2 separate regions of the Homo sapiens genome follow, and region 1 is linked to region 2. A link is a contact called in ENCODE Hi-C or POLR2A ChIA-PET data. All regions are on one chromosome and are shown on one strand. Each heading gives the region's core, a stretch centred on a gene start or an enhancer-like site at or near the end of the contact. The rest is flanking DNA. Distances are from core to core; before and after follow the strand shown. Region 1 overlaps UBAC2 (UBA domain containing 2). Region 2 has its middle 35 kb from the start of DOCK9-DT.

Evidence for each region. A loop is a pair of places that touch in the nucleus more often than their neighbours do. ChIA-PET counts read pairs that join two places held with the same protein, here RNA polymerase II (POLR2A). Pooled maps may share reads with other maps.
Region 1: a pooled map shows a loop between it and region 2 (2.5-fold over the local background). The contact joins two enhancer-like sites. A Hi-C loop is called at or near these places in 2 of 50 pooled maps. POLR2A ChIA-PET finds 5 or more read pairs at or near these places in 2 of 52 experiments (CD8-positive, alpha-beta memory T cell and T-cell).

The regions. Positions count from the first base shown.
Region 1 is chr13:99,380,476-99,384,334 of GRCh38, reverse strand. All of the region lies in intron 8 of UBAC2 (UBA domain containing 2), which reads right to left. Among named protein-coding and RNA genes, the nearest start is that of MIR623, 26 kb to the right of the region's middle. RefSeq lists a silencer at 706-1,000. Within about 2 kb of position 1,419, at least 7 of the 41 ENCODE cell types and tissues checked have a DNase peak (open chromatin) inside an H3K27ac peak, as active enhancers do.
Region 2 is chr13:99,050,291-99,053,766 of GRCh38, reverse strand. It overlaps a transcript of DOCK9 not described here. Among named protein-coding and RNA genes, the nearest start is that of DOCK9-DT, 35 kb to the left of the region's middle. Within about 2 kb of position 1,851, at least 3 of the 41 ENCODE cell types and tissues checked have a DNase peak (open chromatin) inside an H3K27ac peak, as active enhancers do.

The DNA.
Region 1 (3,859 bases), core at 170-2,669, 330 kb before region 2:
TTTGTACTTATATTAAAATAAACTGCACTTGCAGTAACACCTCATCAAAGTCAACAGTCTTGTACATGTTGAGTTTTTTAGCCACTTGCGCATTAAAGAGGCTTTTGTGGGTTCACCTGAGGACTTAGTCAGAGTTTCCAATTTTTCTTTCCGAAAGAGAGCGAGCTACTTGGTGCTACATGGTGGAAAGAGAAGGGGCCCAGTATCACCACCCCTTCCTCTGCTCAGGGGACTCAGTGGGTGTGAATGGGGACTATGGCATGGGGTGGCTGGAGGAGGGGCCGGGCATGGGCCTGGGCATGTGGCTCCAGAAAGCCTGCTGTTCTTCCTCTCTATCCCACTTCACCCGCAGCCTAGTGGCTAACTCTGGATATTCTGAGCAAAATTAACCTAAGGACTCAGCAAGGTGAGGAAGAAGGTGCAGAGAGTAGAGAGGCAGGTGGGGGAGGGAACCTCCCAGTGACCACCCAGGCCCAGACACCCAGACCCTCCTCCCCCAAAAGCCTTAGGGAAGAGTTGAGGGCCAACAGGGACACGCAGTGGACACTGCTCAGAAGCTGGAGTCCAGCCAGGGCTTTTCCAAACGGGGGGTGCCGCCCATGTCATGGGACCACTCAGTGGGTGAGGACTAGGCTTACAAATGCACGCAGTGAGCGTGCTCCTCCCCGGAACGTTGCTTTCAACCCTTAGCACGGGGACTGACGCACAGCCCTGGCTAGGAAGCCAAGAAGGGCTGCCAGGTGTCTTCCAAATGCCTTGCGGTGGGGAGGGCTGTCCTGGAGCAGCAAGATGCCCAGCACCTGGGACACTATGGCGCCCTCAGGTGATTCATGCTCAGCTGCCCAGGGCTGGTGGACAGCGTAGAGCAAAGGCAGAAACCTTCTAGTTTGTTTTCCCACCAGAGGAGAGAGTGTCGTAGATAAAAAAAACAAAAAACAAAAAACAGTAGCTAACAAAACTAGAATTGAAAAGAATTCATTTGGTTGGCTGGAAAATGATCAGATGGAATTTAACAGAGATATGTACTGTCCTAGACTTAAAAGGTCAGGCAGGATTTGAGAGACCTGACTCGAGAGCATTTTATGTGAAAATTCCTGAGTGTTTTCAGCAGGCCCAGCTTAACTGGCCACACCAGTGATGCAGCTCCTTACACAAGAGCGTGCACAGGCACACACACACACATGCACACTACTAATGCATCATATGCACATCAGCTGTGGCTGAGTGCCCTGGCCTCACTGCCAGGTGGCTGAGAATGCTGCCACCCTGGTGTTCTGCCCCTCACAAGCTGCCATCCACACAATGCCACAGCTCTTGATTTTGCCCTTTGAAGTAACCGAGAACAACCCTATTCTCTTTTCCTACATAAAGCACTTTGCGGGTGTGACAGCCCTCTCCTTCCTCCCTCAACCCACTGGCTTTTCTCGGCCCCCACCCAGGCCTGTGGGTACCGTGGCTTGTTCTGCTGTGTTGCTGTCTCTGCCCTCTGCCCTGAGCCTGATGACTCCTCTTCCCCTGGTGGGTCTTGGGGCCCCTGCCTTTTTCCATGTCTCCCAGACTAGAAGGCCCCCAGAGCGAAGTCCTCATTGCCCCACTGCCTTCTGTCCTGGGCTCCCTGCAGCTGTGTCTGTGGGGTGATAGCTTCTCCCCACCACTGTGAACTCCCAGTATGAGGGCTGTGGCTGCCTTTGCTCATTCCTGTGTTTCAGGATCCAGTTCCTTTCAGCCCATCCCCTCCCATTTGTGCACACCGTCTCAGAACACCGCGCCCAGAACTGAGTGTGACACCACGGGTGTGGTCTCACCAGGGCAGTGAGGCCACTGCCCTCCAACAGTCTGGGCCCTTAGCTTCAATGAGAGCAGAGGAATGCATTAGTAGTGTGCATATGTGTTGTGTGTGCCTGTGCATGCACTTGTGTAAGGAGCTGCATCACTGGTGTGGCCAGTTAAGCTGGGCCTGCTGAAAACACTCAGGAATTTTCACATAAAATGCTGTCAAGTCAGGTCTCTCAAATCCTACCTGACCTTTTAAGTCTAGGACTCTACATATCTCTGTTAAATTCCATCTGATCATTTTCCAGTCAACCAAAATGAATTATTTTCAATTCTCATTTTGTTATCTACTGTTAATCATCTCCCTCAAACTTGTATCATGCCTAAATTTGATTAGTAAACCTCTACAACTTTGTTCAAGTTATTATTGATGAAAATGTCAAACACGTCAGGTCAAAGAGCCCAGAACTCTGTGTTCAAGGGGTTAATCAACATTTTTAATCAGTTTCAAACCCACTTCATTGCACTATCATTATCCATTCTGCATGTCACCAACATCTCTCATAAGCTGATGAGATGTTGTCAAAGGTCTTGGTGATCTCTTGCCAACAGGATTGGTTTGGTGTCCTAGACCACAGCTGTCTTTTCAACGTTCACAAACCATCTATTTGATAATAATCTGTTTAAGCTTTTGCCAGATGTGAAACTTCAATTCTGCCACTTGGTTCTCAGAATTCACACTTTCCTTTTCCTTAGGAACATTTTCAAGCTAAGTGTTCCTCCCTGTGCTTTCTCAAGCCTCCATCAGGTTGTGCAGGGAGAGGGGCTGGAGGACTCAGGCTGGATATGTGTCATGTGGAAGGAAAACTCTCTCTGATCAAGGTGGTCTTTCCAATCTTGGGTGGAAATAACCTGTATGATGTTCCCTCCAGTTAAGGACCATTGTCATTGGTGGAGATAACTCAGGCCAAACGGGAGCTGGCCTGCCTTCCTTCCACCTACTATCCACCACCATGATGCCATGGCCCCCAAACAACTTGGCCACTCTTAATGACGTTTATTTAAACGGCTTGGAAAAGCTACCTTTACTACTACCTGTAGTACTTCAAGTGCAGCTGAGGACTGGCTGCTTCTTTGCACCCAGCCAGCACAAACGAATCCATTTGCTGTCCACACTCAGCAATTTGGAGATCTGGCAAATGACGATTCATAATCTGGAGTGATGAAGTGTGACTTTAGGCCACAGCTCCACCTGGCACTTGAGCTCTCCCTCCACTGATGATACATTTGGTTTGGAATCCACAGGATGCTGATAATGGGCTGGCTACACACAGGTCACCAACACAGGGCAGCAGCATGGACTGCATGCAGGCCCTGCCCTGGAGAGGGAAGAACCCCTTAGGTCTGGGATGGCTGGGCTGGGTTGTAAGTCACGTAGGTGACATCCTAGAGTAAGAACGAAAGCTTTCTATGTACACGAGACTTCCTTCTGAGTTCATTCTCTCAGACATGAACGACATGTGCCGCGGTGCTGGTTTTGACAACTAAGACTGGCTTTTCACAGGTCTTGGCAGAAGAGAGCGTCTGCTGTCACAGCTTGCAGCGGGCTCGCTCTTCATCCTCTGCGGGGCAGATCATGCCCCTTTAGCCAAAGCTGGCTTCAGAGCTTTAAGTGATTTTTATGGGTGAGAAGACAAGTGTGACAGGAGAACTTTCACTGCCCACTGACCTGTTATTTTCACCAGATTAAAAACTATTGCTAAGTAGCAATAATGTTAGCACAGTTCTTTAAAAAGAATAAACAATTACACTAAGAAAGGGCACCTGAAGGTTTCCCATAGTGTCCAAAACTAAACATCCATGGCAAACTGAAACTGCATGCTTGGGCTTGGGTATGCGATGACAACCAGCCAGCAAGGACGAGAAGGGTCAGGGGATAGGTGTTCCGATGGGTGCTTACCCAATACTCCCCAGTGGAGGGGTGCAGTGCAGTGCTCACAGCCGTGCAAGTTAGCCAAGTGGCCCCTGCTGTCCTTTCTTTATGTAGTTTCAGAGGTTCACCATATAGACAGTAAGAACTGGAGCA
Region 2 (3,476 bases), core at 602-3,101:
TTGTGCTATCGCTGGGGACCAGGTAACAGTCTGAGGTTTCTTGGTTACAGTAACTGATCCTCACTCCAGGCCCTGGCAGGAAGGAGAACCCTCCTGCAGTTACTGAAACCTGGTTCCCGGTTTTAATTTCTTTAATTCTTTTGTACAAGGGTCTGAGTTACAGAGGTTTCTCCTTGTCTCAGAAAGTTCTTACCATTGGCTTTAAATAAAACCAGGTGGCTTTCTTGGTTCAAGTGGCTTACAGAAAGAATACCTTAGAAAGCAATTTAATTCAATTACATTTAATTAAATTATATTGAATTTGAATAATTAAATTTATATTCTAAGTTTTTTTCTTAGAAGCATAATGAGCTATTTTAGAAATATGTATTAAGGTTGCTGGTTTTTTCCTTCTGCCACAAAACGTGATTTGCATGGGAAATTATTTATAGTAGCTTAGAATTCTGAACAAGAGTGACAAAATTTATCTTCTTTGCTCTCCTGCAAATTTGTATAGGCTTAGGAAATTTTGTCATTTAACAAAGCTCTTGAAATCTCTGTGGCTTAAGTTACTGTGGACATAATTCTTATCTGATTTCAATAGAAAAGGACAGTAGGGATGTGAACACAGTGGCAGCTGGGAGAGGGCGCAGGAGTGATGTTAGTGGTAATCTATTTTATTTTCAGGTGTGTTTAGGAACTGGGCTCCTGGAGACAACCAAGAAATTGGGAACTGGAAGTGGTTTGACTGAAGGAGTAATGGGAGAGACTTCATCCCAACGGCGAATCCCTACTGAGGCCTGAAAAACCTACCATTAGAAATTCATTAGCATCAATAGAGTGGAGAGACAGCCAATGGAATGGGAGGATATATTTGCAAATTGTACATCTGATAAGGGATTAATATCCAAAACATATAAAAAACTCAACTCAAAGTGAGAAAACAACTCAGTTAAAAAATGGGCAAAGAGCCTGGGCAACATAGTGAGACCCTGGTCTCTACTTAAAAAAAAAAAAAAAGAAGGCTGGTGTGGTGGCATGTGTCTATAGTCCCAGTTACTTAGGAGTCTGACGTAGGAGGACCACTTGAGCCCAGGAGTTCGAGGCTGCAGTGAACCATGATTGCACCACTGCGTTGCTCTCCAGCCTGGGTGACACAGTGAGACCCTGTGTCTACCCCCACAAACCTCCCCAAAAAAAAGGGCAATAGCCATTTTTCAAAAGAAGACATACAAGTGGCCAACAGGTATATGGAAAAATGCTCAACATCAATAATCATCAGGGAAATGCAAATTAAAACCACAGTGAGATACCACCTCACACCATGGAACCCTTGGATACGGAGTGTGGTCTGTACTTTGAAATCATTTAGGATAGCAGAATATTTTGTGGAATCTAGGGAGATGGGGAGCTGAGGTCAGGGAGAAGTAAGCTGTGTGCTGGCATTTGTTTACCAGGAGATCCTTCCATCCTACTCCATGGCCAGGCAGTGAGTAGTGGGCCAGGGGTGAGGGTCTCTGTGGAAGCACAGGATGCTGACATTAGACAGGGCACACTCCTACCTTTGCTGCATATCCACTGCCCCTTGCAGGGCCTTCATGTTTCCCTAGGGGCTGTGGAGCTGTGCCCATCATCCCCACTAGAAGCCCCCAGCTCTGATAGTCAAGCATTTCCATGGGGAAAATTGGTCGTGCTGAGAGCTAATGACTTATGGTTATTAAGGATGTTTTGAATCTTTAAACAGGAATGGTACTTGGCTGAATATCAGTTTGGCTTCTGTTGCTCATTGCATGTCTTCTTTATTTTCAAAAAGCCAACTGATTTCTCTTTCATATGTGGTGTTTCCTGTGGTTCTGGTGTTTTTGTGAACAAATTTGTTATGAGGAAATTCAGCAGATTGTGAGTTCTGATTTTTTTTTTTTTTTTTTTTTTGCCACTAGTGGAACATGTTCTTTAGCTGCAAACTGGAAATGTAGTTTTTATTGGTTGAATTTTGATAGGGTGTACTTGCTTTGTGGATCATCCTGAGCAATTGGGACCACTTTTGTCTGGGGTTTGAAGTAATTGCAGGTGAAAAGGATGAGTGTAGTGGTGGTGAAGGTCTCATTTCTACAGCTGAGTCAAGTCGTCTGCAGGTTGTGTTCATCATTCACATTCCTGCTTTGCTTGGTTTGCCTGGGATGTTTGTATCACTATCAGCGAATGACCTTTAGAGCATTCGGATAACCTTAAGTTCTGGGTATTGAAAAGATGTATTTTTCTTTCCTGTTTGGATGAAATTTTCATTAGTATGAAAGCTGCAGACCTCATGTTTCCATTGCGAGGTTCAAGAGAGAAGGTAGAAGAATGAATGAAAAGTCCTTGGGACTCGGCCCCAAGCCCTCGGTGAAGAAGTTGTGCCTCCTCAGGCTCTGTCTGCTTCAGGGACTTTCAGGAAGTTGCAGGTGTGTTGTGCCTGCATTGTGGGCTCAAGCAGAAATCAGTAAAGCAAAGAGCAAGAACTGAGCTTTGGCGGGAAAGGGGGAGCCTGAAGAGCTCACAGTGTCAAAGGAAGCACTGAGCTGGCTCCTAGGCAAAGAACATGCCAGAGGCTTCCCTTCAGCCTTTCAAGGCCACTATTACCTCCCCTTCCCTCCCCCATTGCTTCAGGTGACAGTGGAGGAACTGGAAGTTGCACAGAACACAGTGGCTCGCACAGCCCTTTATTGCTGGATGGAGAGGGGAGGGGTCCTCGCAGAGGCGGGCTGGGAAGCTGGGTGGGCAGGTGATGGAGAGGAAGTCTCCCACTGAGTTCTTCATCCTTCTTACGTCCACCTGTGCAGGATGAGCTGCTTGTGCTTGGCCTTACGTCCTGGCAGCTGTCTCTGAAAAGTTTTAATCTTTGATTTTGAGAATCAGACATCTTTGGATCCAAGGGTTACCAACACCTGGGGGGGCCATGTATATGAAGTGGAGGCTGGTTTTAGAGCAACGACACATTAAAGTGGGCTGGGCTACAGCTGCTCTAGGGGATAGATGGAGAGAGTTTGTGGGACTTGTCATTAGTGTCTACAACATGGTGGGTGCTTATGACATGTTTATTTTTTATTTATTTACTTAGAGACGGAGTCTCGCATGTCGCCTGGGCTGGAGTGGAGTGGTGCAATAGCTCACTGCAACCTCCCCCTCCAGCATTCAAGCTATTCTCCTGCCTCAACCTCCCGAGTAGCTGGGATTACAGGCGCCCGCCACCACGTCTGGCTAATTTTTTGTATTTTTAGTAGAGACAGGGTTTCACTACGTTGGCCAGGCTGGTCTTGAACTCCGACCTCGTGATCCACCCACCTCAGCCTCCCAAAGTGCTGGGATTACAGGCATGAGCCACTGCGCCCGGTCATGACATGTTGATTGGATGGGAGAATAAGTTAGTCATGCAAGGTCATACTGTTTGTAGCTGATTCAGGTTTCGCTGTCTCGGATATTTCCATTCGTGTATCACTGCAAGGGGAAGTGGTTTT